Linked DNA regions of Mus musculus: all the other regions are linked to region 3. The links are chromatin loops, found by intact Hi-C in ENCODE. Cell type or tissue: gastrocnemius. All regions are shown on one strand. Region 1 overlaps Grip2 (glutamate receptor interacting protein 2). Region 2 overlaps Ccdc174 (coiled-coil domain containing 174). Region 3 overlaps Fgd5 (FYVE, RhoGEF and PH domain containing 5). Region 4 holds the start of Fgd5 (FYVE, RhoGEF and PH domain containing 5). Region 5 holds the start of Gm30688 (a long non-coding RNA gene).

The links. A loop is a pair of places that touch in the nucleus more often than their neighbours do. Peaks named below come from ENCODE experiments on the same cell type or tissue, not always from the same donor. Only the 100,000 strongest peaks of a DNase experiment are listed, where the experiment ranks them.
Region 1: a loop joins it to region 3, with 4 times the contacts of the local background. A loop is called at or near these places in 38 of 42 quality-filtered maps.
Region 2: a loop joins it to region 3, with 10 times the contacts of the local background. A loop is called at or near these places in 39 of 42 quality-filtered maps.
Region 4: it touches region 3 in a loop (2.2-fold over the local background); 6 of 42 quality-filtered maps call a loop at or near these places.
Region 5: a loop joins it to region 3, with 4 times the contacts of the local background. A loop is called at or near these places in 7 of 42 quality-filtered maps.

The regions. Positions count from the first base shown.
Region 1 is chr6:91,779,365-91,784,364 of GRCm38, forward strand. It overlaps Grip2 (glutamate receptor interacting protein 2), which reads right to left. Exons shown (of 24, transcript NM_001159507.1): 8 at 4,460-4,607; 9 at 4,206-4,375; 10 at 3,419-3,541; 11 at 2,952-3,095; 12 at 967-1,153; 13 at 460-605. Among named protein-coding and RNA genes, the nearest start is that of Grip2, 26 kb to the right of the region's middle. In gastrocnemius, no CTCF peak of the experiment used is centred here; DNase peaks (open chromatin) are centred at 2,939 and 3,717; H3K27ac peaks cover 1,675 bases.
Region 2 is chr6:91,898,657-91,903,656 of GRCm38, forward strand. Ccdc174 (coiled-coil domain containing 174) reads left to right here. Exons shown (of 11, transcript NM_172730.2): 11 at 636-1,192. The coding sequence ends at 931. It also overlaps a transcript of 4930590J08Rik not described here. Among named protein-coding and RNA genes, the nearest start is that of 4930590J08Rik, 3.1 kb to the right of the region's middle. In gastrocnemius, a CTCF peak has its summit at 3,042 (motif pointing right); a DNase peak (open chromatin) is centred at 3,050; H3K27ac peaks cover 200 bases.
Region 3 is chr6:92,064,785-92,069,784 of GRCm38, forward strand. It overlaps Fgd5 (FYVE, RhoGEF and PH domain containing 5), which reads left to right. Exons shown (of 21, transcript NM_172731.3): 13 at 364-447; 14 at 1,399-1,478; 15 at 2,718-2,817; 16 at 3,101-3,238; 17 at 3,664-3,793; 18 at 4,584-4,717. Among named protein-coding and RNA genes, the nearest start is that of Nr2c2, 25 kb to the right of the region's middle. In gastrocnemius, CTCF peaks have their summits at 1,526 (motif pointing left) and 2,567 (motif pointing left); DNase peaks (open chromatin) are centred at 1,482 and 2,558.
Region 4 is chr6:91,976,014-91,981,013 of GRCm38, forward strand. Fgd5 (FYVE, RhoGEF and PH domain containing 5) reads left to right here and starts at 2,952. Exons shown (of 21, transcript NM_172731.3): 1 at 2,952-3,029. The coding sequence starts at 3,017. In gastrocnemius, no CTCF peak of the experiment used is centred here; a DNase peak (open chromatin) is centred at 2,959; H3K4me3 peaks cover 3,090 bases; H3K27ac peaks cover 3,091 bases.
Region 5 is chr6:92,266,253-92,271,252 of GRCm38, forward strand. It overlaps Gm30688 (a long non-coding RNA gene), which reads left to right and starts at 3,383. Exons shown (of 5, transcript XR_001785327.2): 1 at 3,383-3,496. In gastrocnemius, a CTCF peak has its summit at 2,985 (motif pointing left); DNase peaks (open chromatin) are centred at 19 and 2,972.

The sequences.
Region 1 (5,000 bases), 290 kb before region 3:
GAGGAGGAAGGCTGAGGCCGAGAAGGCTGACAAATTGGCTCTAAACAGCTGAGTGCTGGGTGGAGGCCAGAGCTGGAGACTACTGGCCAGTGCGGGGGGGGGGGGGGGAAGGCTGTAGCAAAACGTGACCCATTTGGATCCAGGCATTTCTACAACTTGTCTCTAATTCATACCACACCTCTGGTCTCTACTATTTGACAGATGGGGAAGCCGAGGGCAGAGGGAGGCTGTTTCCTATCCAGACATTCTCATATGGGACTCCCAGGATCAGCACCCTGACTTCTTCTGCCTGGAGTCCCTGCTGCATGAAATCAATCCACTTTAAGTCCTCCTGCTTCCTGATTCCTGTGTGGTACTCCCTCATCCCTATGCAGGACTTAGGCTGGTGCAAAGTCCCAGGGAGCACCAAGCAGGGAGGGGCAGGGTCCCAGAGTGTGTGTAGCTGGGTGGCCCACTCACCTGCCACATCAAACTCGATCTCCAAAACAACTTTGCGGGCCAGCGCAGCATCCCGCAACAGCTGGTTGGCTTCCTCCATGGTCCCATCCTCAGTGGCAATGCCATTGATGGCTAGGACTCGGTCCCCCACCTGCAGCAGACCACACCTAACCCCCAGAGCCCGGTGGAGAGAAGAAGCCGGTGACTAGAACCTCAGGTGGGGGAGAAGTGGGGGCTTACTCTCAGCTCCTGGTCTCTGAACTCAGTCCTGTCCCCAGCTAAGACCTGGCTGGGTCTCAGTTTCTATCTAATCACTGGGGATGGTACCATTGTCCTCACAAGACACACAGAGTCCTCTGAGTACAGGCAGACAGGGTTTTCATACTGTGTAATTCTGGGGCTGATGATGGGGCCAATATGCTGATTAAGTAAGGTATATTTATGAAGCTGGGACCCATAGTTGTGGCTCAGTTTTCCCACTGGACTAGAGCTCCAAAGATTGTAGGCCCACGGAAGCAGTAGACTCACCTCTCAGCGGGGCTGTCAGGTTCAATAAATCGCACCAAGGGTGGGGAGGACAGGGTCTCGGTGGCAAAGATGCCTCCTTGCAGCTGAAGGCCGAAGCCACTGAGAGGATCTCCACAGAGCACAACTTCCGTGGTCTCCGTATGAACAATCTGCCCGCCGGGCCCTACCGTGCTGGAGGCCAGTGACACTGTGGGACAGGAGGGTTTCATACTCAGATGAACCCTGGTGAGGCTTTCCAGGGGTGCCCACTAAGAGTCCTCACGAGGTCTGGGAGCCAGAGAGGCAGGTGAGCAGGAGTCCCGGAACCACCTAGGATGGGCCTGAGTTCCTTTGTCTGTACAGGGCCATGATGGCATCTACCCTGCATAAGCCGTGGCTAAGAGAGACAGCATTAGGGACTGTTATTTTGTAAGACAAGAGATTCTAGGTGCCTGTGTTATTTATTATATTACAGACCCCCACCTCCATCCATAGGGCATGTATTTCCAGACCCCAGGAAATGCCTGAAACCACAGATAGTACCACACAAAGCCTACAGATACCCTAATCATACAGCCCTATGATGAAGTTTCATCTACAAACAACCCTGGGGAAGAGAGACATTAACTGTAGCTTGATGAGATGTAACTATTATACCGGTGTGTTCTCATAAAATCACCAGAATCAATATTGTAGCACCCTTTGTTTAGTTTTGAAACAGGCTCTCAGACTGGCCTTGATCTTTCTGTGCAGCTGAGCATGACCTTGAACTTCTGACCTTCCTTCCTCCCTATTACAGGGTTGTTGGATGCTGCATTACAGGCAGGTATCACTTTGCTCATTTATTTGGTGCTAAGGGTAAAACTCGGGATTTCATATACACTGGAGAAGCAATCTCCTGTCTGAGCTACATCTCCAGCCCCGTGACCATTGCTCCGGACATTGTTCAGTGAAGTCTAGATCACCTGGGCAGCAGATTCTAGCCAGTCTGACCAAGAGAGATGATGGAGAATGACTAACAGTTGAGCAGTGTGCACATGATGGATACACTGGGTAAGCACGCTGCTCACATCCCAGGATGGACCAAGTGGGGCAGATGTAAGCCTTTCCCACACTACTCAGGACACTGTTCAATTTAAAGCATATGGTCTATTTCCAGATTTGTCTATTTAATATTTTCACATTGCGGTTGAATGTGGGTAACTGGAGAGCAAAACTGGATTGGGCAGCGCTATATTCTGTGCTCTATAGTCTACATGTCTCTTTGCCTTGGTAATAGCTTTATTCTTTTTAGGATTTATTTTATTGTGTTTAATTATGCACATGTGTGTGTGTGTGTGTGTGTGTGTGTGTGTGTGTGTGTGTGTCTGTGAGTACAGGTATCTGCAGCTGAGGCCAGAAGAGGGTGTCAGCTCCCCCTGGAAATGCAGGTACAGGTGGTTGTGATCTGCCTGTCATGGGTGCTGGGAACTGAATTTGGATTCTTTGCAAGGGCAGCAAATGCTCTTAACCACTGAGGGTCCCGGGAACAGCTTTATTTGATAGGAAGTTCCCAAACAATATTGGTCACCTGCTTAGTGTATAAATTGATGGCTTAAAACACTGCCATCCTCTCCCATAGGAGCCTAGCTAGGAGACTGAGGCAGAAAGACTAAATTCTAGGCCAGACTGGGCCACATAACGAGACTTTGTCTCAAAACCAAAAAAAGAATAAAGGAATCGCTGTCTCCTCACCCATTGCCCCAGAACCTGCATTTTGCCCCAGGCAATCTGTCCTCAACCTATTTCTGTCCCTGTGGGTTTCCCTGGACACATCACAGAAATGATCTTATGTGGTCCTTAGTGACAGGCATCAGACACTGAACACACTGGCTTCAGAGGCTCCTTTCTGTAACAGCTGGGACTCCCCAGGGTGCACCATATCCAGGTGGCCACACTACCCAAGCCTCACCCCCAGCCCCATCCTCCGCCTCTCAGGTGTCCCACGGAGATGGCTTCCTGCTTACAAGAGCTCCTGTGTTCTTTCCTTCGCTGCCTTCTCCTCCCTGCTGTTGTCCTGGGGCTCATGGGTCCTCTGGGCAGGGTGCTGGCGTTGGCACAGGGAAAGGCGGGGTTCATAGTCGGTGAGGAGAAGGGAGTCGAGGACACAGCTGGGGAGACCAGAGCACAGCCCCATGAGCCCCAGCAGGGCCCTAGTCACTTGCATAGGGATTGGGGAGGAGAACCACATATCCATAGGGACACAGACAGGCATGCCTTCTCCCCTTCACCTAAGTCCTTGACTGTGTGACCTCACACAGGTCTCCACCCCCTGAGCCTCACTGACCAAGATTTCCACAGACCGCTAGGGATGAGCTAAGTGATGCAGGGCATCCCCTCTTGATCCTGTGTTGGTTTCCACCCCATGTACCGACACCACCCACCAGGAAGGGGTTTTAGGACGGCAGCATTGCTGCAGCAGCAGATACATTACATCGGCTCTGGTCCGGGCCTCCAGCTGCCCAGGTGGGTGCCCTGCAGTGGCTTGGCCTTGGGCTGTGGCAAGAAGGGGCAGAGGGGTCCCAGCGGTGCAGCTGCTCACTCCTCTGTATTCTCACTGTGGCAGTGGGAAGAGGAAAGTGGCCTGGGTGTCTGGGACTGTCCGGATGACTATAGTCCCCACAAGCCAATGGTGAGACCCAAGATCCTTGCACTGTCCAAGCCAGCAAGGCACAGAACATGGGCTCTGCTCATGGGCACTGCTACTCATCCTGTGCCAAGCCGTGACCAGGCCCCAGCTGCATTGCCAACCAGGAAAATCAGTCCCCTCAGGGAACTGGCTCTGGACTCAAGAGGTTTTTGGCTGAGTGCTACCCACAAAAGCCCCCTGTAAAAACTTCAGGGGCACAGCAGGCATATGGTGCCCACAAGGCCCCTAAAATTCTGTGGCAGCATGGAACCACATGGGGCCCTAGTGATTGGCTACCCCCATTCCTGGCTCTGGTCTCTATTGTTGGTTCTGTTAAATGGGCCCTGGAGAGTGGCTGCCTCCTTAAGTTGTAGGGAGGCTGAGAAAGAATCCCAAAGGCTTCCTGCAGAGCCAGGCCCTTAGCAGAGACTAAATGAACAAATCCCAACATCTGGCTCCCACAGTCCTTCCCACAGCCTCTGAAGCCTCAGTTTCCCTGCCAAGTGTGCCTGCTTAAGGCTTTGTCCTGGAACTCTGGTGCCCTGTTCCATCCATGCCAGGTTTGGGTCTTGAGATTTGCCAAGGTGCCTACCTGCCTCTGGGGGCTTCAGGGGCCGACGACTCTGGGGCGAAGGCAAGATCTCCAGTCGAACTTTCTCAGTAACACTGGCCAGGAGCTTAGTAGCCTCGACCAGTGAGCAGTGTTCTGTGCTGGTGCCATCGATGGCGAGGATGTGGTCTCCAGCATGCAGCGCACCACTCCTGGGGGACAGGGGGACAGAGAGGCTGGTCCAGAGGACAGAGACACAGGTTGCCTCTGCCCTGCATAGCCCTGCTTCACCTCACCTGTCCACCACGCTAGCTGGCTTGATACGGTCGATAGTGATAGCTGGCTTGTTCCGGTGGGAGCCAGTGGTGAGAGAGATCCCCAGGGCAGATCCTGGGGTCTTGGCTATTTCTACCACCAAAGGGCCTGAAGCATTGGCCACTGTGTCTGGAATGATGGGGAGGGAAAATATAAAGATTCGTGGAAAGTAAAGATGCTTGCTGTCCTGCCCAGCCTAACTCTGCTGTCCTTTAGCCCTTACTGCTGAGGAAGGGGATGATGCCACGGAGGGAAGGCAGTCTATTCAGCCATCAGCAAGTCAGGCCAGGCCTCCATTGTACTGCAGAAACATTCCTTACCTCCACCCCAAGCATTCTGGTCTCACATCAGCTCTCCCTGAGGCAACTAGTCACTTCCTCAGCCCCTGGCTTTTACCTTCACCCCTTTGGTCCTGGTTCCTTCCCATTCAGCCATCTGTAGCAGTCAGGCTGCCCCTCACTCTTGGGTCAAAATCTCCTGCCCCAGGGCATTTGCACTTACAATTCATCCTGGCTAAAGCTT
Region 2 (5,000 bases), 170 kb before region 3:
TCCATACTTTTAGGTGTGGTTTTTCAGCTTAGAATGTTACTCTCCAGGAACTGCTTTTAAGGTATGAGAGAGGCCGGTGTCTGAGGAATTCTGTCTTTAGCAATCCTCTATATTCGGTTGAAAGTTTACCTGAGCTTCCATTGTACATGCACATTTCTAAGTTTTCACCAAAGTGCCCACCACAGTCTTTGCGGCAGCAGACTGTGTTATGCCTCGTTCAAAACTACTTCAGTGGAATGTTAGCTCCTGCTGTTGGAGTTGATGAGAAATGTATAGAGCCTCTGCTCATATTGGATGAGCCCCTTCTGTGTCTTCCAGAACACAACAAATGAGAGACTGCTTTGATGTGAAACACCTAATCATGCCAACGTCAGCATATACTTGACTGTTTCATTTCTCTGTAGTTGTAGTGCCCTTTTGGCAGTGTGGTCCAGAGCCTGTCAGCCTCTCCGTAGAGCCATTATCTAATCTTTCCTTGTCGTAGGCTACTCCATTTCTTAGCTGGGTTTTGTGTTGCTATCCTTGTTCTTAGATAATCTGTCGTGGCTTTTAAAATGCATATAAGAACTGAAAAGTATTCAATAAATTTGACTGATTCATAATTGTTTTTAATAATACCCTTTCTATTTTCATAGACTTTTCCTTTGGATTCTGGTCGAAGAAGCAGTCAGAACTCCGAGCTGAGCGAGATCCTGAGTTTGCCCCACCTTCAAATTACTTTGTGGGTCAAAAGAGAACTGCTCCTATGAGTAGCCAGCCACAGAGCAGACCAGGATCAGCACCAAGTGACTTGGGACATTCCTCTGGCCAGAGCCAGGAACCCAGCTCTTCACACACATCCACTCCTGCCTCTGAAAGCTCACCACAAGCGCCCACAGTCACTTTCCAAACACTAGATGATATGATATCTTATTATAAACAAGTCACATGACCTGTAAAGCATGCTGGTTGTATTTGTCTCATAGAAGTCAGTCAGGACTGAGTTTTACTTCTTTCTTCCTGTACTTTCCCAGGGAGCACAGGCTTGAGGCCACATTAGTTGACAGGGAGGAGTGAGAGCTCATTGACTCTTAGGTTGTTCATTTTCTTACCGCTTGGTATAGGGGGACTATCTTCTCTCCATGCTGACCCAGCTGTGACTCATTTGGGGTTCCAGGTGTGTAAATTATAAATGCTAATCTGAGAAATACTGAGGAACTTGTTTCTTTTTTAGATTATTTTATGTATGTGAACATCTTACCTTCTTGTATATATGTGTACCACGTGTGCCTGGTGCCAAGGAGGTCAGAAGGTGGTGTAGGATACCCTGGGCCTGGAGTTATGTATAATTGTAAGCTACTATGTGGGTGCTGGGAACGGAACTTTGGTCCTCCACAAGAAGAGTAGCCAGTGCTCTTAACTATGGATTCATCTCTCCATACCCCTCTGAGGGGCTTTTAACCCTTCTTTACAAACACACCCTCTCATGACTTCGCTTTTAGGGCTCCATTCTTTTCTTTTCAGAAGTGTGTTAGCATGCAGGTGTCTACTCCACAGGTTCAGCTTCCCTGACAGGTGATGGAGCAACATGAGGAGGATTTGTCCAACAGGCAAATGAGGGCCTATTATAGAGGGCTGCGTGGGAAAAGGAAGCTGCTGGGACACTAGGTAGTCACATCTGAAGCTCTAAGGTTGGGGAAGAGCACCTACAGTTCAGAGGTAGAAGTTGGTAGTTGATCTGTTCCCTGTTACTCAGTTGCCTATGTCTGTCCTCTGCAGATATCTGGAGTTGGGCTGAACTATTTGGGCATTTGCAAAGGCTGCTGAGCTGTTTAGAAACCAGTGTTCCTTAGTTTTGCCAGTTAGAGCTTTGACTTGTCCTCCTGCCTCTGTGCCTTCTGATGCTCTCCATTACTTTAGTCTTCTTGACTCTCTGAGTAGGTCAGACTTGGACCCCATGGTGCTGAGCAGGTAGGTCCCTGCCTATATTCTTATTTAGCAGGGACGTTTGGTGCACAGGAATCTAAAGGACGTCACTCAGTAGGGGTGTTCGGAGCATTCACCTATGCAGCTGCAGACAGGCAGTCAGGAGTTGACCACCAACCCTCTGAGAACAGTGTAGCAAAGGAAGACCCACCTCTTTGGGGTTTCCTTGATGCTTTGTCTCTGCTCACATGAGTGGAAATGCCCTGTTCTTCCTCGAAGTCATGTGGCATTGTATTGGAACAAGACTTATGTCTAATTTCCAGGCTTAAGCTTTTCCTAGTATCTTCTGCTGCCAGTCTTTTGCCCCAGTATTAACAAAGTTTGGACAAATCCCAAAATTACCTCTGAACTCCACAACAAAAGCAGAAGCTAGACATAATGCAGTCCTGTTAGTCTCATCAGGCAAATACCTCCTTTAAATACATCAAAACTCAGCTACCCTTAATTTTTTTTCCAGAAATGACACATGTATCCTAAAATTCATATGGAAATGCTAGGGACCCAGAATAGCCAGAAAAAAGTTGGAGGACTAAAGATAAGGGCCAAAACTATAAATTCAGCTAAAATAAGGAAATAGTTTAGAGGAGAAAGAAGGAAATAGAATTATTAGACATGTCACAACTGTAAGCAAAAGCAGAAAAGAGACAGACATGGGAGCAGAGGTGGGTTCAAGGCCAGCCTGGACTACATAGCAAGCTGCAGGCAGAATAAAAGGAAAATAGTTTGATCGCTGGAGATAAAGTGCTTTTATGAGGCAGAGTATCAAGAAGAGAATGTGGTGGGATGAGAGAAGGCAGGAGTGACAGCCAGGCAGCAATGGGCCTTGAATGGAGCCAGCAGGCATGGGAGGACCTGGCCACCACAGCCCTTTGGGAGCAGCAGCAGTCAAGCGCAGTTACTCTTCACCTCAACTAGTACCTGTAGGTCATTTTCCTCTGGGGTTTTGAAGACTAAGTTTCTTTCTAGTCTCCTCTTTATGACACCAGTTAAAAGGTCTATATACAGTCCCTCAGATTTATCTTGAAGTCAGCTTCAGAAACTTACTTTTCATGGACCAGCTTTGTGCCAGGATGTCCAGCAGATGGCAGCAGAGTCCTCAGAGTTCAGAGCCATGCACCAAGACTATTGGCTTCCTAGGGATGCAATCAATGTGTCGCTTTCATTTTGTTTTTTTCCTTTTTGGGGGAAGACAGTTTCGTGTAGCTCAAACTTCGTATGTAGCAGAGATTGAACATTTTTTAGTTTATTCTTTGACAATTTTCGTACATGTATGTGCACAGTGTATTGTTTCCCCTCACTTTCTGCCCTCCTCAGATCTCCTTCCACCCTGTCAACTTCCTCTCTTCCACACAAGTCCTTTTTTTCCATCTTTTCATTTTGTTGTGTTGTGATCCACTGATTTTATCTGAGACTATCTGTGATCTGTCTATTGGGACCTAGACAATGACTGCCTTACCATCAGAATCCATCCCAACCAATTGTTCAGCAAGGAGAGATAGGGCCCCTTGATCCCCTTCCCATTCAGTGATTGCTCCGTGATAGTCACTTTTGTAGGCCCTGTGCAGGCAGTTGTAGCTACTGTCAAGACTGGGTGTGCTGTGTCTGTGCAATGGCTATGCTCTGCCCTGAAGATTGCATTTCTCAGTCCTCTGCCTTCCAGCTTGGCACTCTGTTCCCTTTTCTGGTGTTCCTAATTGTTGAGGGATATGCACTCAGCAGTCACTTGTTCTCAGCACCTGAGCACAATGTGGATGGATGGAGAGCCACAGGAGGCTGAGTGTCAGTATTGAATTTCTGATCCTCTTGTGTGTACCTCTGTCCCTAGAGTGTTAGGATTACAGGTGTGGGCCACCTCACCTGGTTTATGTCTTGCTGGGTATTTAACCCAGGGCTATATTTGCATATTAGGTAAGCATTCTACCAACTGAACTACATTTCCAGGCCATTTTTAACTTTGTTAGAACCATATCTTAAAAATGAAATTATGGTGGCACATGCCTTTAATCCCAGCACTTGGGAAGCAGAGGCAGACAAATTTATGAGTTCAAGGCCAGCCTGGTCTACAGAGTGAGTTCCAGGACAGCCAGGGCTACACACAGAAATCCTGTCTTGAAAAAAAAAAAAGAAATTAATTTTTTTATTGAACTTAATATATTCAGAACATCTTAGTATACATTCAGGATACAGAAAACATCAAGAGGTACTTTGTTTCTTTTTTAAAAAGCTTAGATAGATAGATAGATAGATACATACATACATACATACGTACATACGTACATACATACATACATAGATAGTCAGGGGTTCTGTATATGTATAATCCCTGGCTGTATTGAAACTTGCTATGTAAACCAGGCTGGCAACAAACTCAGAGATCAGACTGCTTTGCCTCCCAAATGCTGGGAATAATGGTGTGTACCATCACACCTGCTTTTGGTTTTGTATTATGTGTGAAAGCCTGCATGTATATGTGTACCACGTGTGTATTTGATGCCCTCAGAGGGCAGAAGAGGGTGCCATCTCCTGGAGCTGGAGTTACAAGTAGAGCTGCTCTGTGGGTGTTACGGACAGAGTCCTCTGCAAGAGGACCAAACACTAACAACTGCTAAGCCACACTTCCCTATTGTTTTCATACTAAATTCCAGAGTGCACTGTAGCCCGCAGTGTAGCCGAGCTTGCATACTCATTTTCCACCAGATACACTTTTATCTGTATTTAGGTGTCATAAAGCAGTTGAAAAGTACTAAACTCATATCCAGGTTGTCCCAAACATATAAATTTTCTGATAGTTGAATTGAGTGAAGTTTTAAATTTAAGAATTTTTGGTGGTGTGTGTTTTGAGGTGTCAGGTTTGCCTTGCACATGTTTGTCATGTGCTGTCATTGAGCTACAGCTCCAGTTTCAGCTTTTAAGCTCAAAATTTTGTTACTGTGTGTATCTCTGTATGGGGTCAGAGGACAACTTGGTAGGGTTGGTTTTCCTGTTCCACCTTTACATGGGTTAGCTCCAGGTTCAAGTTTAGGTTGCTAGGTCTC
Region 3 (5,000 bases):
CCCCCTCACAATGCCTGTGATCCTATCACGAGGCTACAGTCTGGCAGCCTGCTCGTTTGGGTTGCTGTGTGGTATTTCACAGTCTGACTGGACCACGGTTCTTTATCCATCAACTGTAAAGGATATTTGGTTAGTTCTCCCTTTGGGGCTGTGACACATAATGTTCTCTGACACTTGGTGCCAGAGCATTGGCAGATGTGCCAAGTCCTTTTGAGCATTCCTGTAGGAGTATAATTGTCATGATGAGGTGTGCACCGAGGACTACTGGCTGCCTGCACCCCAGAGCTCAGGGACCTGCTACGTATAGAGCTTGCTGCAGCCTTCGGGGCCAGGACTGGTGTGACTTGTGTGCCTTCTCTGCAGATGAATGACACACTCCTGTACACACATCCCCAGAAGGATGGGAAGTACCGGCTGAAGAGCTCGCTGCCAGTGGCCAACATGAAGGTAGATATCGAAAACCAGGTACCCTGGGGTAGGCGTGTCATCACAGGGAAGATGCTGGGGAGATGGATCCAGCCTTTCTTCTCTCTACGGAGGACCAAGGCCCCAGGATACAGCGTTCAGTGAGGACTGCTGCAGGTTTAAACATAGGGGCTGCCCAGCTACAACTAGGGATCAATGATATATTCTCAGAGTGGATAAGACATGGAGAGGAAAGGGTCACCCCAGGAGGAGGACAGTAAGTGCAGAAACCGCTTGGAGGGAGCCAACAAACAGGTTTAGGTTACATTGTTAAAACCCTCTAGAACCTTTCTATCATCCCAAACAGAAACTGTCTCCATTAAACACTGAGTCCTGTTTGTTCTATCTCTATAAATGTAACTGGTTGAATGACTTCATGTGGGTAGAGTTCCAGCATTTGGCTTCTTGGAGCTGGCTGGCTTCACTTAGTGTTGTGTTCAAGATTTCTGTGTGGAAGTTTGGTCAGTCTCCTTCCTTTTCTGGGCACCCACATCTGCCCCCTCTGTCTCTCTACCTCTCTGTGTATCTCTATCTTTATGCCTCTCTCATCTCTGTCTGCCTCTGTGTGTGTGTTTGTGTGTTCATGCACGCATGTGTGTGCATATTCTCGGTTCATTCACCACTGAACATGTCTCAGCTGTTGCATGTGTGATGTGTGGACTAGCATGGTTTATCTTGGTCTCAAACACGAGGGTGCGTGGGCACATTGGGGAATTCTTGGGATGGAGAACATTCTGGAATGTTATTTCTGATACCATCTGAGGATGGTGCCTGAGAAGGAAATGCTGAGATGAGAAGGCAGGACAGCTGGGAATGAAAGCATCCATGCTGGTCAGAACCCTGTCCAGCCACTACCAGCCACTAGCAGTGGACAAAGCTGTCCGTGCTCCTCCCCCTCCCACCCTGAACAGATGCTATTGGTTTCCCTGGCAGGTCAGCCGCCCTGTGATGGACAAAGTGCCCTATGCTCTGAAGATCGAAACTCCTGAGTCTTGTCTGACACTGTCTGCAAGGTATGGGGAGCCATACTCTAGCTGCAGTGCCCTCTGCTGGCCGCCATGGCATACGACACTTAGATACGCAGGCATAACATACAAAAAAATAAATATTTTAAGATGAAGATAAATATTTTAAGATGAAGATAAAGTTAAGAATTGAGCAAAATACCTGAAGTTGACCTCTGACCTCCTCACTCATATCTACGTGTACGCAACACACACAAAACACACAGGCATGGACATGCATGCACACACGTACACACGTGCGTGCAAATAGAAAGCAATAACTAAAAGAAAAAAGAAAAGAAGAACTCCTGAGGTTTGGGGCTTATCTCAGTGATAGCGTGTCTGGCTGACATACTAAGGCCCTGGTTCAGGCTTCAGCAGCACAAAACCAAACATAAATGCCAGCTCCTATGCCCAGAGGTCTGTAGGCCCCATGAAAGTATCTCATTAAAAAATGTTATAGATGATTGTCTCAGCATGAGGTTCTCAGGTGACTCATATGTGTCGTGTGCTCAGTGGGCTGTCAGCCTTGGCACTCTCGACAGGACAAAAGGGAAGTGATGAGTGGTTGCCCATCTCTGACCATTCCGTCGTCTTTTGGGGAGGCTCTTGGTAGGTGGAAGGATGCTGTACTTAAAACAACATGAGCCAGTTGTCTGATAAACAAAATCTATTTCTCCCAGGCTAGGAGTTAGGAAATGCAAGACCAAGGTGCCGGTCGATCTGGGGTCTGGAGAGAGCCCCATGTATGTAGATGGCACCTGTTTGCTGTAATATAGAAGAGACAAAGGGGGTCCCACAAGGGAGAGGGAAGACTTCCTGTAGGTAGTGATTCCTGGGATAGCTCCACCACCTCTCCTCTCTGCCTGATGCCTTGTGGCTCAGTGTGTAGCTTCTGGTGACAGACTACACCGATTGTCTGCTCCTGCCTGTCCTATGGCCTGGAGTACCAGCTGCCATTGATATATCTGCCCACTGGAGGGGGATTATACATTCCCTTTAAGCAGTGTCACCCTGGCTGCCTACCTTACTGCCGGCCAAAGTGGCACCTTCTCCCTGCCCAGGCTGTGGGATGCTCCAGTGCAGGGCGAGGGCGACACCTAGTGGGCACTAAGAATATCTACCCAGCTTTCTCCTGGGCTTGGACATTGGGGCTCAACTAGGGCCCAGAGGCTGCTGAACTCGCAGCAAGAGAGAGGGTGCCAAGCAGAGCCACAGCACCTTGGCTCACCGAGTCTGTGCCGACAGCTCCTGCGCGGAGCGGGACGAGTGGCACTACTGTCTGAGCAGAGCCCTTCCGGAGGATTACAAGACTCAGGCCCTGGCTGCCTTCCACCACAGTGTGGAGGTGAGTGGGGGCCACTCCAGGGTTCCTAGGGTGGGTCCTGCCATATCCTCCTCACAGAGACAAGTTCCTCCTGTCCTCGGGGCCCTGGCAACACCCTCATCGGTCCCGCCTACCATGCTTCTGTTAGAGCGTGGCACCACAGTTCAACCCAGGAGCATGCCCTGCAGTCTGGCAAGCAGACCAGGGGACAGAGTAGACTTGACTCCGAATTAGGGAGAAAGGGGCTGCACTTCCCCAACTGTCCCTTGGCCTCTCTCCTGACTGTGGTTGCTGGCTGCCGCAGATCCGGGAAAGGCTGGGGATCAGCCTCGGTGAGAGGCTCCCCACCCTGGTGCCTGTCACTCATGCCATGATGTGCATGAACTGCGGCTGTGACTTCTCCCTCACCGTGAGGCGCCACCACTGCCATGCCTGCGGCAAGGTGAGTGACAGACTGGGGGGAAGGTGTGCTTGGGGAGGGGATGGGGACATGTTCCTGCTTGTGGAGCTCAGGGGGCCAGAGGAAGATGAATTCAAGGCCAGCCTGAGAGGTAGAGCTTGTTCCTGTCGGTATCACTGAAATCCACTGATCATGGCAGTCCCAGGCCTTTCTGCCACACCATGTTAATAACACGGGAGAACTCACCATTATGGTCACTGGAGGGGAGTGTTATCTTATGGTTATGAGCACAGCTCTTCAGAAAAGCAGGCGCTTGCTCAGAGACATTCTACAGCCCAGGCTGGAAGAGCAGGGGCCCGTGTGACACAGAGCAGCTAGGGTCCTGGGGCTGCCTGGAGGAGGTGAGGGCTGGGCTAAACTGAGAGGGTGACTGACAGCTTAAATGTGTGTTCTCAACATGGCGTCAGATTGTGTGCCGGAACTGCTCTCGAAACAAGTACCCATTGAAGTGCCTCAAGAACAGGATGGCCAAGGTCTGTGATGGCTGCTTCCGGGAGCTGAAGTTGAGGAATGGGCCTGTCCCAGGCTCCATGAGAGGTAACTTTACAAGGCCCTTGCCTTCTTTCAGGCCTGGTGGCTTCTCCCCAAGTTCTCATGATGCCTCTATGGCCCGGGTTCCTGCTTGAATCTGCTTTCTCCAGAAGAAGAGAGATGAGGTTCTGCATAAAGGCAGCCCCCTGGGGAGGCCAAGGCTCAAGACCTGGGTTCCATGGGAACCTGACAGCTGCTCTGTCCCTATGAAGGCAGGGCTGCTGTGGCTGTCCGCCATGGATGGTTCTTTGGGGTTATTCGATATTTGTCTATATGGTTATATGCATGTGGGTGCAGGTACCCCTGAAGGCCAAAATAAGGCAGATATGTTCTTAACTGCTGAGCCATCTCCCCAGCTCTCTGTAGGGCTTCTATGAATATTCCATGAGCCTGCTGTCTTTGGAATTTTGTGGCAGGTTTGGGAGGCTGCTTGGGAGGGGCTTGGGAGTCAGGAAAGGAGAGAGAGAGAGTCCCCTAGAAGCTGAATTGACCCCTGAGACTTGGTACTTAAGTGACAGGCTGTGCCCAGAAGTATCAGGCCAGAGAGACAGCAGATGTATCTTGGGCCTTCTTGAAGCCACACCCAGAGGAAGCATAGTCCTGCTGGTGGATCCAGGACAACTGTTCAATGTCCTGGGAAAATGCCACCATGCCCCAGAGCCTCTGCTCAGCATCAGCAGGAAGGGGCATGCCAGCCATCCTGGGCCCGTCTCCTCCCACCCGCACCCCCATGAGCCTTGGAGGGACTTGAGCCAGCACTCCAGACAACCCTTCCCCTGGCTTCTCACCTCTGCAGAGCGTCCAGTCAGCATGAGCTTCCCACTGTCCTCGTCCCGCTTTTCCTCGGGCAGCGCCTTGTCCTCTGTCTTCCAGAGTATTAGCCCCTCAACTTTCAAGAAGCAGAAAAAAGTCCCTTCGGCTCTGTCCGAGGTAAGGTGTGCATGGGAGACAGTGCTTGGGAGGTTCCTGTCCTCTGGAGGCATGCTCAGATCCTCCTGTACCCAGCCTGGCCAGGCTCTTCTGCACAAAGAGAACTCCTCCCTGAAAGAACTCAATAGTGAGCCCAGGTAGTGCCATTGCTAAGGATAATCCCTGTCTTCAGAAGACATCTGTGGGCTGCAGAGGAGCTCCAGAGGCATCTTGTGTCCCTCCTTGGCTTTATTTTTTCTTTTTCCTTCCCCATACTGTAGAATTAGTGCCCGCAGGGCCTGCT
Region 4 (5,000 bases), 89 kb before region 3:
TCTATAAGGCTCTGATTGTTGAGGCAGGCCACAGGCATCCCATGCCCACCACAGCTCCAGGGTAACTGAGGCAGCAGATGCTCTCTGACACAGCACATAATAAGAACATAGAACCCCATCCCCCACAGTAGGTGACTCTGCTCTCTGAGTTTGAGATCAGCTTGCTCTACAGAGCGAGTCCCAGAAAAGAGAAAGCCTGTCTCAGGAAACAATAAAAACAACCAAATAATTAAAAAGTTAAAATTAAAATTAAAAAACAAAAAGAAACCAAACATACATTTCGGGTCGAAGTTGACCATCCTTGTAATGGTCCCCATCCTTGTAATGGGAAGAATGCATTCCTCAAGGCTCAAATGGTAACCACATGTCATCACCCTGGGCAGGATGGTTGCAAAGCCACTGCAAACAAAAGCTTTGGGATCCATCTTCTCTGGAAAGGAAAAACAAAGGAGTTCGAAAACAAAGGGGTTCAAGTCTTTCCCTCACAGCCTGTCACTCCGCACCCACCACCCCTCTGCCTGCAGGTGAACTGGTTGAATGCTGTGAGGTTTCCCAACTGGCCTTGGGGCTGTGCTCACAAATCCCACATCCAACAGTGTTGGGTTGGCAGAGCTTAGCAAAGCATTCCGGGATTTTCCTGCCACCACCCTGAACCCCTCCCCACAAACCCCAGAGCAAAATCAACAGTAGCGGCCACTGAACCAGAGCCTCCCTCCTGATCCCGCTGAGGCCATGTTCTTAGGATTTTACTGCTTATTCTAAAAGACAAGCTCTTTTTTTTTTTTTTACATCAATGGATTTACCAGTTCACTCCGTTTCACACACCTTAAAACATAGATCCCCTCATCCTCGCCACCACCTCTACCACCACTCAGCTGACTCCATCATCCCCACGCTGCCAAACTCCATTTCCACCGTGCACAGCACCTTCACGCCTCCATCCCTACACCGGCTCCATCAGCCCAGTCACCCATACTGTCGCCGTCAACCCGAGCAAATTTATCAGTTCTATCACATATACTCCTCCTACCCCCATCACCCTGACTGACTCTACCATCCACCTTTTCTGTCACCTCCGCCATCTCTATCACTTTAACCACTTCCGCATCCTCTGCCCCTGCCCACCACATGTCATTCCCTACTATTGTGTCACTGCCAAATATCCCCATCAGCACCTGGAAAAACACAACCACCTCTATCCCATATGCCATCTCCACCATCACCACCTGGAAAAACACAGCCATCTCTATCCCGTGTACCATCATCTCCATCATCACCACTCTTTCCATCACCTTGACCGTCTTCCTGCCTCAACTCTGCCACTTCTACCCCCGTTATCACCTGCTCCATCTCCACCTCTATCACCACCAACTCCTTCCCCTCTTACCTGCTCACCACCTCTGCGTCACCTATTCCACCACCTACACTGAGGACACCATGACTTGCATGACCACTCCTTCTCTACCTGGGGCACTACCACTCTCTCTCCTTCTGTTTCACCGCCAATGTCCTCATTCACTTCTAATGTCATCTCTGTCACCTCCATTTCCACCAGCATCACCTCCATCCTGAGCTAACCACCATGCACAGATCGATTGAATCTACCAATAACCAGTAATGTACTCAGTCAGATTTTCTTTTTTTCTTTTTCTTTTTCTCTTTTAATTAATCATCTATTTAATGTTAGCATGAGTTGGGGAAAGGCACCCAAAGCCATGGTGCACTTGTGGAGACCAGAGACAACCATTGGAATCTGCTCTCTCTCCTTCCACCTATGTGAGGTCCAGGGATTGAACTCTGATGTCCAGGTTTACGTGGCAAGCTCTTTACTCACTGAGCCATCTCGCTGACCCCAGCCATAAATTTTCTATTCCAGAGTCAAAAGTATTTTTCCACAAAGGGCTGGAGGTTTCAGTGTCTGGTGTGGTGACTCTGGGATGAAAAGGTCATTTGAAAAATTCAAATTCAGTTCTTAATTGTACAGTAGAGGGAAACATAGACCGCTCAAGGACATGTCATGCCTTTACATGCCTCAAGTCCCCCCAAGTTATCTCCTTCACTTCTTGTTTGGTTGACCCCTCTCACTGGGGACCTCCTCTGAGCTCCAGACCCAAGCTGTAGGACTGTGTATGTCAGACAGGACTCCCTGAGGGCAAAGGCATCTATATGGTCATTAACAGGCAGTACGGAGGAGATACTGGGTCTCACTATCTGGATACAATGTGAATCAAGCCCCCCACCCCCACCCCCACCCCCAGAAACGAGATAGCCCTTTCCAGCCATCTCCAAGAGGTGATGGATGACTACACAGACATACTCTGAAGCTCCCGGCTTCTGACTTGGGTTTCCTCAGAAAGTCCTGGCAGTTGCTCTGATTCTGAGTCTGATGAGGGCCCGGAAATGCGCATTTCACACACTCCCCATGGGTTCTGGCTATGGAGAGCCCCAACTGGTCTTCTTCACAGCCAGGGTGCTTCTCCATGGTGTTTGTTGGTTTAATTCGCCTTCTGTCCCTAACGACCTCTTCATTTGAGCTCTCCATGAGGAAGAGAACTTGTAGCTATCACGCTCCGTGGTCGCCTAGCCCAGACTGAATGAACATCCAAATCTGAAAATAAAGGGATGGATGGCCTCTGTCCCTAAGCCTTGTACAGCTCCTTTGGTCTCCTTGATCATAGCCCTGGCCCCTTTAAGTGTGCGTGGGGACGCCGGGACCCTCGGTCTCTGACAGCACAGAAAAAAAAAAAAAAGAAAAAAAAAAAAGCCTTCCTCTCGGGAGCGGGAGGAAACATAGGAGGGGGCGGAGGCGCGGCCGGAGCCTGGAGCCCCGAGCTTGAGCGGACGCCCCGCCCAACCCGAGCCCCGCGCCCAGCGCCCCTCGCCTTGCCGCGGAGTGCTGCGCCCGGGGCGGGCCGGGCCGGGGCGGGCGCGGGCGCGGTGGACTGGGCGGCAGTGGGACTCCGACTGACCGACCCGCACAGCACGCAGCGACCAGCCTCGGGCTCCGCGGTGGAAGATGCACAGAGCAGGTAGGAGCCCGCGCCACCTTCCGCGCTCCGGCGGCAGGCTCTGCGAGTGGAGCTTGCGGGACCCGGGTTCCCCTCTCTAGTAGCCCAGAGTTCGGGTGTTCTGTCCCACGCACCTCGCCGTTGTCCCCCGAGGAAGGGTCCCCTCAGAAACCAGGACACCCTGCCTTCCAAATCGTGCCCTCCAACACCCAATCCTTCCCCTTCTGTCCTTTGGGTCCCAGCAGGTCCTCCTTCACCCTTTGGTGGCTGCATTTGGTTCCCGGGCGCCGACGCCAGTCTGTTCTGGCACTCCAGGGCTCGACACACCCCACTCTGCCATCAAACACCTTGGTTGAGTTAGGAAGCTTGGGCTGTTCCTCTAGATGCACCCCTCTTAAAACCCTCAGCCCGGGCTCCACTACCGGTCCGAGGCCCCGTCACTCCCAGGAGCGTCAGCGTCCCTCTTACCCCCTTCCCCCTCGGGTCTCAGTCTGTGAATCAGACTTCACCAGGTCAGTGATTCCGGGAAACACAAAAGTGTTCTCAAAGAAATTTAGCGATCTCTGCCGAGGAGTGCCATTTAGCAGATTGAGAAAGTGAGCCTCAGTCAGATGGGCGGTGCCTGGAATCTGGATTCCCAGCTGCTGTACACAGGAAAGTTCTCAAAGATGAGCGCGTGCTAGGTAGTAATCCTGAGACCTATCTGCTCCACGCGGTTGCACCCTGTTTTCTTTTACTGCTATCGCTGAGCAGAAGAGGAACTCCTTCCTCACCAAGGACCCTGTTCAATGCCACACTTCCCAACACACATCCCCAAAGAAACAGGAAGCCACCATTTTGGCTGTCTTGGAACCATATCCTGCTGCTGTTACTGCTGCTGTTGGTGGTGGTGGTGGTGGCCTCGGTGGTGGCGGTGGCAGTAGTGGTGGTGTGTGTGAGGGGCAGGAGGAGTTGAGGCTTTTTTTTCTTTTTAAGAGTGTTTTACTGAAAAGTCATTGTCTTGGGAGCAAGGTGCGGCTGGAGACATTGGGCTGGTCTTACAACAGACTGAGGAGTGGGGCAGCCACCTCCCTGTGTCCAGGCATTGGTGTTGCTGAGGGTAATTAACGTGGGTCACAGAATTGAGGGGCATAAGGAGGAGAGTCACCGCATAGGAGTGGAGAGGACTGGAACAGGGTTCCCAGGGGCTGGCTACCCACTGCTCTCTGGGGAAGGTTGTAGTCTGGACAGAGATAGGCTGGCTTTCCCTACTCTCCTAACAAAACAGCTTGGTAACAATGGAGAGAGCCAGTCCAGCTTCCCCATATTTTCCTGTATGAAGCTGGAGCAGGCCCTCCTTTCCTAAGAGTCTGGAGGGTGGAGGGAAACAGAACAAATTTAGATGTAGATTTGACCCCAGGAAGCCTTTGCAGTGGGCACTTTTAGATCTAGCTGCCTTGTAATTTGTGTCTGTAGACATGATTCCCTTTTCAATATGATAGCCTTCCATGGTGACCGGTGGATGTCACACTCCCTGCCTCCAGATCTCATGGCTCCAGGACTCCCTGGGGTTGGATCTCAGAGCCACCATATGCTTATGTGACCTTGAGCAGGTTTCTTAACTGCTGTCCCTCAGTTTATCTATCGGACAAATCAAGATCTGTCTCAGACTTGTCTCTACTAACCAACAATAAAGTAAGCAGAACACAGTCCAAGCGACCACTGAACACTAACTCATATTTCCCGGGAACTTATAATGGATTAGTTACCACTACCGTGTATTCTTTCTGTCAGTCTAGTTAACATCATCAACAACAACCTGACGATGGGAAATTGAGCTACTCTGATCTGTTCAGGGGCCAAGACAGGATCGAAATCCAGTTTGAAAGCCATTTTGTTTTTAAATCCAGGCCCATCTTGGTGCATAGGGGATGTTTGCCTCTTGACTTTGTCAGGTGTTTTGTGTCTGTTGATTTCCTCGAACTCACAATAGTGCCATGAAAAGGTGGGTAG
Region 5 (5,000 bases), 200 kb after region 3:
CTAGTACATCTCTCCAGTGAAGCATTTCTGTATGCTAGGGAAGAGGATGGCAGCTACTGGCACTGATTTCCTGCTGGGACCACAGCCACAGCCCAGGGAGCTATGGGAGCTCTGCTGAGGTGGGAGATGCTGGGCAAGACTGGAGCCTCAGAAAGAGGCATGGCTGACACTTCCCAGGTTTGGTGCCCTAGAGCCTGGGCTAAACAGTCCCAGCTCCCCAGGATACCCACGTGTGTGCCCACATTTCTTGGTACGACACAGGATTGACCACACAAGCATCCATAGAGCATCATTAACATTCAAACACCTTCAGAGACAATTTTGGTTTTTGTTAGTTTTTGAGACAAGGTTTCATGTATCCTAGGCAAACCTTGGGCTCACTATTGTAATCAAGGATGAGTTTAAACTCTTGATTCTCCTGCCTCCACCTCCTAAATCCTAGGATTTTCTTTTACTTACAAGTTATTTTATTATTATTTTTGAAACAGGGCTCCATTATATAGCTTTTTATTTATTTAATTTATGTACTTCTGAGACAGGGTCTTACTTTGTAACCCTGGCTGTCCTGAATCTTGTTATAGAGATCTGGCTGGCTTCAAACTCACAGAGACGTATATACCTGCCTCTGCTTCCCAAGTGTTGGGGTTAAAAGCTAGGGCTAGTACAACTGGCTGGTATTTTATTTTTATACACGAGGGTCTCATGTGTCCCAGATTGTCCTCAAGTTACCTAAGACCTTGAACTTCTGATCCTCTGGGCTCCACCTCCTGAGTGATAGGATCACAAATATATGCCACCATGTCAAGTTTGCACAGTGCTAAGGAGTGAACCCAGCACCTTGTGTGTGCTAGGCAAGCATCCTATCCACTGAGCTACAACCCCATCCTAATATGAGAGTTATGTATGTGTACCACCATCCCTGGTAGGGATCTCTTCACAGACAGGAGGCTAAGTCTCAGAGAAGTAGAGCTATCGACATAAAATCATTCAGAGTTCAAGTCCAGGTAGGTCAGATTCCAAAATATTTGCCACAGTATCATTCTACCATTTCCCATTTAACCATTGAGTGATTTCCTTGCTGGACCCAACTGTGAGGTTGTCACAGGTGACTGGGCAAGATGGTGTGTGTGCGCTGTGTTTTTTGTGTGTCTATTTGCAGGCAGTGTGTGGTGTGTTAATTCTTTTGGGTCTATTCACAGTCAATAAGGATGAGCAGTCTGTGAGCTGGGTTGAATTCCAGTTGCTACTTCTCACAAGGCTTCTTAAATCTACTGTGGCCCAAATAGTAAATAATTTGCCTATGGCACATGCTAGCGATCTTAACACTCTGGAGGCCAGAGCAGGGGAGTCATGAGTTCAAGACTAGCCTACATAATTCAGAGTCCTTGTCTCAGAACTGTGTCTGGCCAACTGGGACTACCTCACTCCAGTTGCCCTTCCCACAGGGGCAGTACTAGTTTTTGGCAACAAAACAAAACAAAACAAAACAAAACACCTTTGGTAGACAGGTGATGGCGCTCTAAACCTCCGTATCATGGAAGGTAACCTCTGTGGACAGGCATGGTCATTGAAGAATATAGTGACAAAGCATATGAGTCAGCCAGCGGTAGCCTTAGTGACACAGAGACGTGTGCATGGATGTCACATCAGTGGCTGAGGCAGGAATACACAGATCCACAAACCTAACCACGCCAAGGACCCCTGACTGTGAGCAGAAGCTAGAGAGGGCAGAAAGGGTGCCATGCAGGTTCAAGGAGAGTGGGGCTCTGGTGACCTGTAGCTTCTGGGGCTATAAGACAGTCTGTGTCTGTTGGTCAAGCCTCCAGTCAATATTACTTCATCATGGCTATCCTAGCACCCTAATTTACTGTCTCTAGGCTCTGCCTGACACAGAGCCCCTTGCCATAGGTGGCTCAAACTCTATTCCCTGGCTCTGCTGAGCAGTCACGTGACCCAAGCTTGGGCAGTTGAAATACCCCATCTTTTCCCATACATTGGCTTAGGATAGCCTTCTAATGAGCTTCAACCTCAGAGCTGCTGTTAGAACTGTTGTTACAGACTCCTTCCTGACTCTGAGGTGCCACTACAGCCTAAGAGCCTACAGGAGTGAGTGAGTACTATTTTGAACCTGATGTCACATCCAGCTAAAGAAACTGAGGCACATTATGGCAGCCGGGTGCAGAATCAGTTAGGACAAGAGAGGACCAGGTTTCAGTGGGTCCTCCCTGACACCCACTGTCTCCCCTTCTGAGACCCTCTCATGTTTCCTTTGGAGACTGTTGCCCCTCCCGCCCCCCATGTTCAGTTAGAGGGAGGAGACCATCTCTCACAGGCAGCCTGGACACAAAACAGGTCATCAGGAGCAGCGATGGTTTCTGGATGTTTGGGTAGCACAGCCCCAGCACATCAGAGTAACTCCCAGACATTTGGTAGAAGCCTTGAGAATGAGGCTGTCTCCATGGTGGCTTCTCGGCAGTTTGAGCATCTGCTTGTAGCTGCTGATGGCTATGCTGCTGCAAGGAGCAGAGCCGAGAGGCCCTGTGACAGGACACAGTGACACAGTCAGAGGCCTTGGATATGGTTCTCCCTGAAGGTGTCTCCTGGAGTTTTTTTTTTCTTTTTTCTTAAGGCAGTTCGATGTGAAGTTCTAACACATGCTGAAATACTGGCTTGAGGACTGTGCCAGAATCTTAGGTCCTATTATATTGCCTCTGGAGCAAGCTTGCCTCTCCCCCCACCCCCCCATCTTTGTTCAATGTCTCTTTTCTAGAGGACCTTTTCAGACTTCAAACCCTGTCTAAAGCATGAGTCAACAACTCCTAGAAACCTTCCTTGATCCTTCTATGGCTACTAATTCCTCTCATCACTTTTCTGGCACCTTGTGGCTCCCAAAGTCCTGTTCTGAATCCTCTGTGTCCCACAACCTGTAACAACACTCAGGACATTTATGTAGCTCTGCTGCCCTCCGGTGGCCAACAACAGAAATGCATGAAAACGCATCCTGAATCCCAGCTCCTCCCCATATAAAAGGAGCAGGTTCAGGCAATGGCCACACTGGATGCCCTGTGGTCTTCCTTGCTAACTCTGGTAATTCTGCTCCACCTCTAGAGGTATCCCTACAAACCTCGGCTTTGTTTGTTTTGTTTGCCTGGTTAGTTTGTATCGACCTTGGAACCCAGGAAGTCAAACATGGTAAATGTGGTGGATAGTCTGAGCACGTATGTATCCATGCCTGGAGCTTAGATTTTCAAGACAGACCGTTCAAGGGTCCCAACATATCTTTGTCATGAGGGAAAAGGCAGCTCCGTGCTCAGAAATGGACAGAAGTCTAGCTGACGTTTCTGAGTTCACATACAGCTTCTAAGCGAGATAGGATGTTGAAGAGGCAGTTGGCAGAGCAACAGCAGCCAGTATTGGAATTCTGGGACCGAGTCCTCCATTTTTTTCAGACCAACAAATCCAGAAGAGGAAATGGGCTGCATGGACCCAACGCCTAGTAAGTAGCATGCAGGGCTGAAAAAGACCACTCCTGGGTTCTGGCAGCTCCTTGTGCTTACCCTTCCTTTGGGGTCTGGAAAGAAGAAGCCCAGCTTGGGCCCTGATTCCCTATTCTTGCCAATGCCCAGATTTGTGAGACGATGGGTTGGGGCTTAAGCCATGCAGTTTCTGGTCCTTTGTTTGGTGGTCTGAGCTGCAGAATTGCTGGAAGGCCAGGCTGAGAGCCAGAACTGCTGGCCTCTTTAAGGCTCTCCATCAGAACGTGTGCAGGAAGAGCTCGAAGTGGCTTGCTACTCTCCTGCTTTCCTGGCCCACCCCTGGCCTATCCTATACTGCTGAGGGAAGGACCTCCCATTCTCACCCACCTCGCAGTTCCCTGACCCTACTTTGGATCAGGGACTCCAATCCTCAGAGGACACTCTGTCCTTATATCATGACCAGGACTGGGAAGAGGCCCAAATAGCACCAGAACATTGGGTCAAAGAATTCTCTAGCACTGAGATTAGCTGTCTTGTGTAGAAGGGGGAGTGGCTAGGCGTTTTCACGTCCATTACTGTGGGCCTATACCACAGGGTGTGGCTCAGATTTAGGGTGTATCTTTCCACTTCAAATGATCCAAGAAAAGACCTCACATGCCACGCCTGGCTGGTGGGTTTTAGTTGAATCTAGATGTAGTCAAGATGGCAACCAAGGTCAGCCATCATGCATAGATGTGTTGCTATGTACATGTGGCTTCTCTCTGTCTGCTGCTTACGCTCATGTGGAACTATACACCACTGGGCTGGGTCATTTTCTAGACTACACAAAGCCTGTCTTTAGTTGGGGTTTCTGTTGCTGAGATGAAACATAATGACCAAAGCAACTACAGAGGGAAGGTTTTGGTTTTTTAGCTTACATATTCAGAATCAGAGTCCATTGAGGGAAGCCGAAGCAGGAGCTCAAATCAGGCAGGAACCTGGAGGCAGGAACTGATGCAGAGGGCATGGAGGGGTGCTGCTCATTCATAAGGCTTGTTTATCATGACTTGTTCAGTTTGATTACTTTCTTTCCTTCCTTCCTTCCTTCTTTTCTCTTTTCTTTTCTTTTCTTTTCTTTTTCTTCCTTTTCCTTCCTTCCTTTTCCTTCCTTCCTTTTCCTTCTTTCCTTTCCTTTCCCTTCCCTTCCTTTCCCTTCCTTCCTTTCCCTTCCCTTCCTTCCTTCCTTTCCCCTCCTCCCTTCCTTTCCCTCCCTTCCTTTCCCTCCCTTCCTTTTCCTTCCTTCCTTTATTTCTTCCTTTCTTCCTTTCTCTTCCTTTCTCTTCCTTCCTTCCTTCCTTCCTTCCTTTCTTTCTTTCTTTCTTTCTTTCTTTCTTTCTTTCTTTCTTTCTTTCTTTCTTTCTATTTCTTTCTTCCTTTCTTCCTTTCTCTTTCTTTCTTTCTTTCTTTCTTTCTTTCTTTCTTTCTATTTCTTTCTTTCTTTCTATTTCTCTCTTTCTTTCTATTTCTCTCTTTCTTTCTATTTCT